Linked DNA regions of Homo sapiens: all the other regions are linked to region 1. Evidence: chromatin contacts called from ENCODE Hi-C or POLR2A ChIA-PET data. All regions are on one chromosome and are shown on one strand. The core of a region is the stretch at or near the end of the contact, and the rest is flanking DNA. Distances in the headings are between cores, read along the strand shown. Region 1 holds the start of ITPKA (inositol-trisphosphate 3-kinase A). Region 2 holds the start of VPS18 (VPS18 core subunit of CORVET and HOPS complexes). Region 3 holds the start of RAD51-AS1 (RAD51 antisense RNA 1). Region 4 holds the start of CHAC1 (ChaC glutathione specific gamma-glutamylcyclotransferase 1).

The links. A loop is a pair of places that touch in the nucleus more often than their neighbours do. ChIA-PET counts read pairs that join two places held with the same protein, here RNA polymerase II (POLR2A). Pooled maps may share reads with other maps.
Region 2: a pooled map shows a loop between it and region 1 (6-fold over the local background). The contact joins the promoter of VPS18 here to the promoter of ITPKA in region 1. A Hi-C loop is called at or near these places in 2 of 37 single-sample maps with no recorded cell type and 6 of 50 pooled maps. POLR2A ChIA-PET finds 5 or more read pairs at or near these places in 1 of 52 experiments (CD8-positive, alpha-beta memory T cell).
Region 3: a pooled map shows a loop between it and region 1 (6-fold over the local background). The contact joins the promoter of RAD51-AS1 here to the promoter of ITPKA in region 1. A Hi-C loop is called at or near these places in 5 of 50 pooled maps.
Region 4: a pooled map shows a loop between it and region 1 (7-fold over the local background). The contact joins the promoter of CHAC1 here to the promoter of ITPKA in region 1. A Hi-C loop is called at or near these places in 8 of 50 pooled maps. POLR2A ChIA-PET finds 5 or more read pairs at or near these places in 4 of 52 experiments (AG04450, HEK293T, T-cell and 1 more).

The regions. Positions count from the first base shown.
Region 1 is chr15:41,492,616-41,495,432 of GRCh38, reverse strand. It overlaps ITPKA (inositol-trisphosphate 3-kinase A), which reads right to left and starts at 1,559. Exons shown (of 7, transcript NM_002220.3): 1 at 1,017-1,559. The coding sequence starts at 1,505. RefSeq lists silencers at 940-989, 1,100-1,279, 1,300-1,919 and enhancers at 1,656-2,156, 2,157-2,657.
Region 2 is chr15:40,893,078-40,895,777 of GRCh38, reverse strand. VPS18 (VPS18 core subunit of CORVET and HOPS complexes) reads right to left here and starts at 1,328. Exons shown (of 5, transcript NM_020857.3): 1 at 919-1,328. The coding sequence starts at 1,009. RefSeq lists an enhancer at 513-602 and a silencer at 1,443-1,612.
Region 3 is chr15:40,693,842-40,696,541 of GRCh38, reverse strand. RAD51-AS1 (RAD51 antisense RNA 1) reads left to right here and starts at 1,437. Exons shown (of 2, transcript NR_040058.1): 1 at 1,437-1,530; 2 at 1,747-2,700. RAD51 (RAD51 recombinase) reads right to left here and starts at 1,368. Exons shown (of 10, transcript NM_002875.5): 1 at 1,117-1,368. RefSeq lists enhancers at 1-523, 524-1,121, 1,159-1,218, 1,689-1,838, 1,719-2,316 and 1 more.
Region 4 is chr15:40,951,932-40,954,777 of GRCh38, reverse strand. CHAC1 (ChaC glutathione specific gamma-glutamylcyclotransferase 1) reads right to left here and starts at 1,307. Exons shown (of 3, transcript NM_024111.6): 1 at 964-1,307; 2 at 515-550. The coding sequence starts at 1,194. RefSeq lists a silencer at 1,574-1,833 and an enhancer at 1,505-2,098.

The DNA.
Region 1 (2,817 bases), core at 310-2,809:
CAGGCGCGCGGCCACAGCTCTCCCCGCCCCGCCGCGCCGACCCGGACTTATGGGCAGGCCCCAGACGCCCGAGGCCGGGGGCGCCCCTCGCCTCTTCCTCGGCCTCAGGGACACTTGCGAAACGTGGATCTAAAGAAAGTCCTTCGCGCTGACCACGGACAGTTATTCAAGGTATTTGGCCTTGGTTAAAACGAGGGGAACAAGGAGGGTGTCCCGGGAGCCGCACATCCCTAAGTGGCGGGCGTCAGGAATGACTTAACAGTGCCCAGGGCTGTGTTTTCCGAGGGTCAGACCTGGTCCCAGAACACCCAGGCTATCAGAGGCAGAGACTAGCAGAGTGATCCTGCCCCCTTGCAGCCTCAGTTTACCGCCCCTCTCTGCCGCGCTCAGGAGCGGCGAGCCGGGAAGATGGGAGGCAGGGCGCGCACTGGGTGGGCTGCGTTCCGCTCCCAGCCAGAGCTCCCAGGCCCACGCCCCTCCCTCCCCTGCGTCCACGCCTCGTGCGGGCGCTGGGAGCAGACGGCAGCGGCTCCCGAGCAGAGCCTGGAGCGCCGCTCCACTCCCACTCAGGAGAGGGAAACCGTGGCAACGGCGGGGGTGCGGCCGCGGCACCGGAGAGGGGGCGGGGGGTAAGGGAAACTCTCCTTCGCCTCTCTCCTTCCGAGGGTTCACCCGGCAAGGCTCAGCCCCTCCGATCCCTCCTGTCCTAACCCACAGCCAACAAGGTCCGCTACCCCCGCTTCGCCCAGTCCCCGCGGCGGGTCGCCTGCTCCTCGCCCCGCTTCTTAGACGCCCCAGGGCCAGCGCCACGACCCGCCGGCGGAGCCGAGGTGAAAGTTGCCCAGGCGAGAGGTCGGCCAGGCGCCTCCCTCTGACCCCCAGATTCCTCCTAAACCGCGAGAACAGGACCTTCCGCTGGAGGGAGCATGGACAGGAGCGGGTCCTCCGGGAGCACCCAGCCAGGTCCCCCGTGCAGCCCCCGCGCCCGGCGCTGGCCCCGCCCCCGCGGCCCGTACCTGACCCACGTCCTCGCCCGCTTCCAGCTGCACGTTGCCGCGGCTCCGGCTCTCACTGTCGCTCAGCAGGTCGTCCTCCGAGTCCTCGAGCAGCGACGAGGAGCCAGTGGAGGAGACCGACGAGGTGGAAAGGCGGCGCGGCTGCTGCAGGTGCGAAGAGCCCGCTGCCGGGAGGCAGTCCCTCTCCCGCTCCGGCGGCCCAGGGCTGGTCGGGGGCACGTCGGGCTCCTCGGCTGTCACGGTCAGCTGAGGGATCACCGGGGCCGGGGGAGCCCGCGGAAGCCCGTTGGGGACCTGTCCCCCACGCCGCTTGGCCCCGCGGGCCCGGGGCTCCCCCGCGGCGGCGGCCGCAGCGACCGCCGCACAGCGCGCCTCGAAGAGCAGGCGCAGCTCCCCGACACTCCGGCGCGGGGCCCGCTCCAGCCCCGGGCTGCAGGGCCTCGCGCCCCCCGGCCGCGCCATGCCCGTTGGGCCCCCGGGCAGGGTCATTTCCCAGTGCCGGCGCCGCCGCTGAGCCCACCAGCCCGCGGCGCGCCGGGGACTGGAGCGGCTCGGCGCCCCCGGCTGGAGACGGCCCCGGGGCGGAGCCTGCGCCGCTGCACGCCCGCGCCCCGCCTCGGCCGCGCCCCCCGCCCACTCCTTCCACTTTCAGAGAAAGCGCGGGCCTCCCAGGGCCCCTGCGAGGGAGAGAAGGCTCTCGGTGACTCCTCGGGGTGGCGGGGAAGTCCAGCCTCCGTAGGCACAAAACCTGGGCCCGGGCCCCGAGGCTTCGCTCCGCCTGCCCTCGGGGAGGTGGGAGGGGCCGCTCCGCGCTGGGGCCTCGCAGCCTTCCCGGGCTTCGCGGCTGGGAGAGATTCCTCCAGGCCGCTCCACAGGCCCTGTCCCCGCGCAGGAGAAGCTGGTCCTACTCTTGGTCCCCTACCCCGTTCCTCGGGTTCCTTTGCGTGTTCATCCCTCCCGGGCAAGGGCTTCAAGTCTCGGGGCCTTTCTCCGGCCCGAGCTCCTGAGCAGAGTTGAAGGCCCCCGGCTTCCCGAAGAAGCCCCACCCCAGGGCGTGCACCCAAGTGGAGACTCTGCCCCAGGGACTAGCTGAGGCTGCTCCCCGCAAGTTCCCCACTTCCCGGCGGGCAGAGAACAAGGTCAGGGGGCGGGGCCTGGATCTGTCCCCATGGCCCAGCCTAGTCCCGGGCTGCATCTCCCCCGCTGCTGGGTGGCAGGAGCTGAGCCCGCCTTCCTCCTCCTCTGTTATAGGAGCTCGGGGCTTGGAGTCCGCCGTGTGGCGTTCAGCAAGTCATTTCACCTCCCTCGACTGCGGATTCTCCCGTTGCTGCGAGAATAAAATAAAAGACTTGAAATCAGGTACACCACACTCTAGATGTGATTTGTAGGCAGTCCCTTTACTCCCTCCGTATATTTCTGCATTTGTACATTTAGAAAAACCTCATCCAACCCACAGAGTTGTGTCTGTAAAACTAGGAAGACAGCACTGATGTTTAAGAGTTTCAGACACTGCAAAGTGCTTATCAGTGTCATTCCATGTGGATCTTCGGCCACTTCCCATGTTGGTAGTCAGCTGACCGACCGGCGAGGCTGCTTTGAGGAGAAGCCACTGTTTCCTATCTTACCATAGTGCCACAGGAGTGAGGGTCCCCCCTCAGGCACTCAGTGTCTGGGGATGGCTGGGGCCCTGGAGACAGAGCAGCCCCAGAAGGATTGCCTTGGATGCTGAGATGGCCGCAGGAGGGGCTTTCCTTCCCTTCTCTCCCCTCAGCCAGGGCTCAGGAATGGCCCAGGAGAAGGA
Region 2 (2,700 bases), core at 79-2,578, 600 kb after region 1:
CACCTTTACAATAGAGGTCTGGAGCTCTTTCCACACTCTGACAGCAGTGAGGGGTTGATTCTTTGAACCCTTAAGATGCTGTCACAGCATGATATACCTGCTCCCACTGGTAATGGGGCTGCGTGGAGGTGGGACGGGACTGGTGGTCTGGGTATTCTCCCTTATCAGGTCTTTGGCCCAGCAATCCCAGCTTAACTGAAGTAGTATAGCCCCATTCTCTGCCCCCCTCCCTGCCCATGCGGTAATGAGCCTCAGTGTAGAGTTGGCAAGTGCTGGGATATTTTGAGCATTGAATGAAGGTAAAGACTAGAGTGAAAGCAGCTCCAATTCGTTAACTCCACTCACTGGAACAGTTCCCCAGGGCTCCCTATGCCCTCATTCTCCTGGAGACTCACTACTTTCTACAAAAACGTCCCCAAACTCCAGGCTGCACCCAGCTATAGCCAAGGCCAAAAAGATTTCATCTCCATTTTCCCCGTTCAGCGACAAAATTCCCTCTGGGACCCTCCCTTCTTCCTCTGCAATACTCCGCCTTCACCACTTTCTTTGTCCATTCCTTCCCTCCCACCTCCAGAAGGGGCCTGGTGGGAAAAGCATCAGCAGAAGCCGGGAGCCCATTCTAAGTTCTCCCAACAGCCCAACTGCGCCCTGTAGGTGAGTAATTCCTTATCTGGGCCCCAATTCCCTCTCAAAAGGACCCTAGCGGTAGAGCCTAGATCACGCGGCAGCTCCCGTTGCTCTTTCAAACTTCGACTATCCACCAGCTGGGGGCCAAGAGAGCCTGAGGAGAATCAGGGGCCTAGACCCGGAAGGCACGGCCCAGGGGATGACCCCGAGCTCTTGGAGCTGCCCTCCTCGCTGCTCCCACGCAAATGCTAGGAGAGCCGAAAGGGGCAGCGGCACCCTCCTCTTCCTTACCCGAGTGGGGGATGCCCACGCTAGGGCAGCCGGGCTGCAAGACGGCCGAGCGGGACAGCGAGTTCTCGTACTCATCCAGGATGGACGCCATGGTGCCCGGCCTCTGGGCTCTTTGTCCGGGGCCTGGGGATTACAAAAGGGCTACCCCCCCGGGGTCCCCGTCGCCCCAGAATGGAAGCTGTAACTCCCCAGCCTCTGACAGATCCTGGGAACCTGCAGCCGTCGCCTCCTCTTTAAAATCCTGAGGATCCTCTTGCTCTTGCCTTATGCAGCGAGATAATCGGGCAGCCCTCGTCCTTGAATCTGGCGCAGTCTTGCACCTTACTCCCCGCCCCCGCTACAAAAAAATCACAGGCTCCCTTCAGCCGGTGCCAGGTGATCCCAACCTCGCCCCGGCAGCTCAGCTGACTCCCGCCCCCGTGACGCGGGCCTAAAACGTAACTTCCGGGTTCTCAGAGCCCCGCGTACGCTGGCGCACAACGTCGCCGGGCCAGCCAGCAGAAGGCGAGACGAGGGCTGAGGGCTGGGCGCGTGGCGAGTGCTGCTGAACACAAGCCCCGCCCCCAGGATCCTGCTGCAGTTCCGAGCTTTGACACCAGGAGGCAATCCCGGCTTTCTCAGCCGGCCTTCCCCACCCGCCCCGCGCCGCCCAGTTTTGGCTTTCGTGCCCAAGCTCCGCTCCCTCGGGTGGTCTGTCCAGCCTCCCTGACCAGCTCCCGCTCCCGCCTCTCTAAACAGCCTCGGGGAACCTCCCGTTCCTCAATCCAATCGCTGTCTCTATCCCACCGTCACAGGGCACACGCAGACAACTCCTGGCCACTCTTCTCCCTTACCCAAAGGCCCCCCAGCTTCCAGGAGACCGCAGAGCTGGTGGCCAGGCTAGTGGGAAGCCCTGTGCCAGGAACCGCCCTGACCTGCCCCACAGTGGCTCCTTGGCTCAGGGTTGCTGGGCCGCTTCCATTCACTCATTCACCAAAATGTGGTTGAGCACTTACTCTGTGCCAGGCCTTGGGCTGGGCGCTGGGGTCACAGAGATGAGGACAGCCCCTCCCCGCCCTGGAAAAGGTCGTAAGCCAGCAGGGGCGCTGGACCCGTAAATAGACCATTCATACTAGAAAAGCAAGTGATGGATTATCCATCAGGCACTTACTCCACGAATGAGCGTCCACTCTGTGCCAAGCACTGTTCCAGGCTCTGGGGACGTGGCAGAGAACAAGACGGAAAATGTCTCTTGCCTGGTGGGGCGTACCCAGCGACGTGGCCACGGCACTGAGAGCGTGAAGGAGCAGGGAACAAATACCTGCCAAGCCTAGCAAGAACGAGGGACAAGTGGGAGCAAGCGTGAAGGCGGGGGCCGCCCAGCCTGAGGTGGAGAGGGGAGTCCTCAGCCAGGGACCTGCGAGGGCTGGGGCGCGACTGTGGTTGGGTTTTCCTCTCTCACCTGCTTAGGCGACCCAGATGGAGTCTGTTCCCTTCTGGGGCCCTTGGATTCTACCTTGCTAAAGTGGAAGGCTCTGGACTAGGGTCGCCACCGTCCTGGCTCTGCTGGGCGGCCCCCGCCTAACAACTAAGAGCATCCCTTTGCTCTCAGAAGTTTCCAGGTTTGCACCATACCTTATGTGGTTGGGTTACTCTTGCTCAACTTCCTGGCCACGTGCGGAGAACTGTGACTCTCACCAGCCCCACTGAGGGCTATCTGGGCTCTCTGGCTTGGAGGGGCACTAGTCCTGGGGCAGGTGACAAGTATGCTGTCCAGGCTCATTTCCCTTCGCACCAGGGTCC
Region 3 (2,700 bases), core at 188-2,687, 800 kb after region 1:
GTTGGAGTGCAGTGGCCTGATCACAGCTCACTGCAGCTTATACCTCCCAGGCTAGATCCTCCCTTCTCAGCCTCCTGAATAGCTGGGCCTACAGGTGCACGCCACCATGCCTAGCTAATTTTTCCTATTTGTAGAGATGCGGGTCTCACTATCTTGACCAGGCTGTTCTCGAACTCTTGGGCTCAATCGTCCTCCCGCCTCCACTTCCCAAAGTGCTGGGACTACAGACGTGAGACACGACGCCCGGCCAGTATATTTTGTAATAATTCACGGAGTTGTATACAGTTGTGAATGTGAATTTTTCTACATGTATATTACATTGCGCTTTAGAAGTTAAAAACAAACAAACAAACAAAAAAACAGGGGCCAGGCGCTGTGGCTCACGGCTGTAATCCCAGCACTTTGGGAGGCAGAGGCGGGTGGATAACCTGAGGTCAGAAGTTCGAGACCAGCCTGACCAACATGGTGAAACCCCGTCTCTACTAAAAATACAAAAATCAGCCTGGCGGCGTGGTGGTGGGGGCCTGTAATCCCAGCTCCTCGGGAGGCTGAGGTAGGAGAATCGCTTGAATCCGGGAGGCGGAGGTTGCAGTGAGCCGAGATCGCGCCACTACACTCCAGCCTGGGCGGAAGAGCGAGACTCCATCTCAAAAAAAAAGTTTTAAGAAAACCAAACCTCACTTCAGATCATTCTCTAGGCATCATGTGAATGGTTTTCCGCATTAGATGATGAAAACACTGTTTTGGCAATCGGAGATTGGTACTTTCTAAGCACGGTGTAATGGAAAGACAGATCAGGAATCCGGAAGCCCTGGCTGTGATATTAAACAGCTGTGGCTACACCGCTCTGATCTCGGACTTCTCGCTCGAACCCATAAAATAGGTGTTGCCTATAAAGGCTCTAATGTTTCTCCCCTAGTTCTAAAGACTGAGGTCCACTTGTGTTTTCGCCCCAGCAGCTGAGGGTCGGTCGGGCGCGGACACGCCCTGCCACGTCCGGGTTTCACACTGCGCGCGGAGGCCCCAACTGCCGCTGAGCACTGGACCGGCCAGGACGCAGGTGGGCGAGGACGAGCCGCGGCTCTGGAGGGCCCAGCCTGCGCCTCACACACTCACCTCGGTCCGCAGCGCTCCTCTCTCCAGCAGGCCCCGCGCTCCGACTTCACCCCGCGGGCGTGGCACGCGCCCGACCCGCACGGCCCCCAACGCCCCTGGCTTACGCTCCACTTCTCTACTCGCTTGCCCCAGCCTTCTGCGCACAACCCAGATGAGTTGCAGTTCCCAGCTGCACGCCTCGGGAAGCGCCGCACTCTCCTTAGGGCTCGGTCTCTGGCCGCTGCGCGCGGTCCGCCAGCGGCTTTCAGAATTCCCGCCAAACCCTCTCGCCCAGGGTCACGCCCGCGTCGACGTAACGTATCCCCGCCTCCCGGATCCGCCTTCTCCCCGCTTCCGCCCTGCGCGCTAACCCAAGACGGGAGCTCGAGAGCTTGATCCTGCGCGAGTTTACAGACTGCCCTCTTCCCTTTTTGCGTAAGGACTAATTCAAACTTTATGCCGGGGGCGGTGGCTCACGCGTGTAGTCCCAGCTGCTCGGGAGGCCGAGGCGAGAGTATCGTCTGAGCCTAGGAGTTCGAGGCTAACCACGGCAACGCCCCTACTCCTACCCCAGTCCCTCGCGGGTGGGGCGAGGGATTTCAGGGGGCGGTGGGGGAAGACTTAACCGAGTTGCCGTCTTCTGTTTACCAGATCGAAGACCACGACTCCCAAGAGGTAATGCGTCGGCCCGGGACTACATCTCCCGGCATGCATCGCCGGCGGGTCCGCGAGTTCTCACCATCGCAGCTGGACTATTAGCGGGGGCCCTAGCGCTCTTGTGGTTTGTTTCGGCAGTATCTGAATGTCAGCTTTTGGCACTTCTGGTCGCTCTGAGCCTCCTACTCGCATTCCTGGAGCAAGGTGCTTTCCAGGCCTCATGGAGGTGGAGGAGCTGAGGAAGCTCGAGAAGATGGATAGAAGTGGGAAATGGAGCTAGCGTACGGGAGAGGGAAATGGCTGGAATATTCGTCAATCTGTGGTGCTTTACTGGAGATTTGCAGGAGTTCAGAGGAAGGGGGCATTGAATTTCATAACCTAAACCGTATCGTGGTTTACCAGAAAGTTTTGACCCGTGATTCCGGTTTTAAAGGCTGAGTAGGGCCGGGCGCGGTGGTTCACGCCAGTAATCCCAGCAGTTTAGGAGGCCAAGGCAGGCGGATCACCTGAGGTCAGGGGTTGGAGATAAACCTGGCCAACGTGGTGAAACCTCGTCTTTAGTAAAAAATACAAAAATTAGCCAGGTTTTGTGGCACATGCCTGTAATCCTAGCTACTCGAAAGGCTGAGGCATGAGAATCGCTTGAACTCAGGAGGAGGTTGCAGCCAACCGAGATCTCGCCGCTGTACTCCAGCCTGGGCGACAGAGCGAGACTGTGTCAAAACAACACCACAAGCTAGCTGAGTAGGGATTCTTGGGCGAAGTGGAAGACATTATAAGCAAATAGGGTAGTATGGGCATGGAAACGAACTACATGATTAAAGATTAGTATTATCTGGCGAGGGAGGAAAAGTGCCAGAGCAAGTGCCGAAACTGGAAGGTTACATTTAGTTCAGGATATGAAGATCATATAAGGCCTGCACGGTGGCTCACACCTGTAATCCCAGC
Region 4 (2,846 bases), core at 58-2,557, 540 kb after region 1:
ACAAAAATTAGCTGAGTGTGGTAGCGCATGCCTGTAATCCCAGCTACTCGGGAGGCTGAGGTGGGAGAATCGCTTGAATCTGGAAGGCAGATGTTGCAGTGAGCCAAGATTGCATCACTGCACTCCAGCCTGGGCAACAGAGCAAGACTCTGTCTCAAAAACAAACAAACAAAACAACAACAACAACAACAAAAAAAAAAAACAGTTGACAAAGTGGTCTAGTACCAGGGAAGACAGGATTCCTCCTCAAAGTGTGGTCCAGGATGTGGTGGCATCACCTGTAAGCTAGTTAGGAATGCTGTGTCTCAGGACCCATTCTCATGCTACTGAACTAAAATCTGCATTCTAACAAGATCCTCATGTGATTTGGTGAGAAGCACTGAGCTAGAACACGTTTCTACTCTGCCAGAGAAGCATCAGACAGAGCTAGCCTGCAGCCAAGAGCCTATGAGCTCTCTCTGCTGGTCCCCCTTCACACTGGGCCAGGGTTCCCCTTCATGATTCGGGCACTTACCTCATGATCTTCAAGGAGCGTCACCACACGGCCAGGCTAGGGAGGGAAGAAATATTTTGAAATAGACAAGTTAGAAATCAGCTCTGCCATCAGCAAGGAAACCTTTATCAATCCCGCTGACCCGGGCCTCCAAGTGCCCCACTCTGCATGCTGAGTCCCATTCATGCAGGGGAAGGTGGGGGAGCGATGCACGGATGTAGGAGAAACGTCCAGAAACACTGACATGTCAGTGGTCCCAGTTGGTGATCAACACAGGGATCCACAGGTTCACAGACTCCAGCCATCACAGTGATGCACTGGGCACATACATTTAAATGAGCCACAAACCCCAGACACAGGTTTACACATTTCTTTCTATTGGCCCAGAGAGCCCCGGACATTCCAGGGCACTGGCGCCCAGTATCCCGCCCCCAACCCCCTCACTCCCCTGGGCACGGTTGGATGCTCACCATCTTGTCGCTGCCCCGATGGAAGGTGTCTCCCTGCCAGAAACGGCGGCTGTAGCCGCGCACGAAGCCCACACGGCTGTCGCTGTAGGCGAAGTCGGGCCTCCACACCAGGGAGCCGTACCCGAAAATCCACAGCGCTTGAGGGTCGCCGTCGTTTCGGGGGAACTGAGCGGACGGCGTAGGGGACTGCGAGGTGGGCGGGGTGTTCGGGGCTGCAGACTCCTGCTTCATGGTGCCTGGCACAGGGATAGGCCCAGGCGGCCTCCGGGGCTGGTCTCCGGCGTGGGCACGGAAAGACCGACGGACGCACACACCTGGCCTGGCACCGCTCGGTAGCTCCAGCTGAGCGCCCCCCATGGAGGCGCCCTTTAAACCTTCTTGCCGGGAGACCACGCCCACCGCGGCCAGCTGCCGCGGTGATTGGGGTGGGGCAAATCCCCTTTTGGCCAATCAACTTCGGATTCTGCTTCTCACTTAACCGCGCCGCGGGCCCAGCGCGCCCGCTGATTGGTTCAGCTCCACCTCTGTGGCAAACCTGGCAGGAGTGATGCAACGGCAGGGGAGGTTTCTCCAGCGCCGGCATGCAGCAAGGGCGCCTCGGATTGCGTCAGGCGGCGGGCAGGGGGCACCCGCCGGGCCCAGGGCGGGCACCGGGCGGGCGTCTCCCCAGCCGCCCCCTCATGACCTGGGCCCCTTGGAGGTACGGCGAGCGAGTCCCAGGCGGTGTCAGCCCAGCCTTGCCGCTAGTGCATCTGGCCGAGTCCCTGCCAGCCTAGGCGGCACAGACTCAGTCCCAAGTCGAGTCCAGGGCACGTCCAGAAGGAGCGCTCTGGGCGTCGTAAACTTCCGTCTCTGGGGCCCCTCCTGAGATCATGCACTGCGGGAAAGCTGTCGGAGGCACCGTCCGCATTCCGCTCAAGTGCCTCACGCCGTTGGCCATTGTGAGCAAATGGAGAAACTGGGCCACGGGGCTGCAGGGGGTTCTGCAGAGACTGCGGGGCTGAGTTAGGTAGGCCAGGCGCCCGGAGCTTGCAGGCCTCACATGGGCTACGCCCCGGACCAGGTGTGGGACCCCTCGAGCCCAGGTAGGCTCGGGGAAGAGCCTGTTAGAGCGCTTGGACCGACCGGCAGTCACTTTGGAGGTGGTGGCTGCACCTGCGGAGAAAGGCTATAAAGATGCAAAAGCCAGGCTAGTCTTGCCCCCAAGGCGATGGGTTTAATTCTTCCTGGACGTGAGATTTTGCAGCAATGATTAATCCATAGGCACAAGGTTCCGGGAGCAGCGGGCAAGGAGGGCCCAGTGAGGCCCCCACAAGACTATGGCCAGCTACTGGTCTTCTCCCTCGGCTTCTGGCCTCCCAGCCGAGTCCACAGGCCGCCGGGGGTTGACCCAATACGCAGCAAGGGACTGCCCTCAGGGGATGTCACTGACTGTAAAAGGGAAACAGAGGCAGCTGAAGGCCTTCTCTCTAAACTGGCCAGGAGATGGCTGGCAGGGGCAATGTGCAACATGGCTTCTCATTCGATTCTAATTCAATATTTAAACTAAACGTGATCTTCACACTTCACATATTCATTCCGAAGGTGTCGCAGATATAAGTGGGAAACTTGCACAACAGTGTGTATAGTACAAAGCTATTTCTTTAAAAACAAAAAGTATTCGTGTAATAAATAATCTGGAAGAATATACCTAAACAGTTAGCAGAGGCTGGCACCAGAGGAGGACTTTCAGTATCAAACTTAAACAGTAATGAAAAAGTCTGGATTTTTACAGGGAGCATGAATTACTTTTCCAATCAGGAAAAAAAAAAAATTACCAGCAAATGGTCCTTTCTGGTTATTCCTTTCTTTTTCGCTTTCTCTCCATTTCCCACATTCAGTCT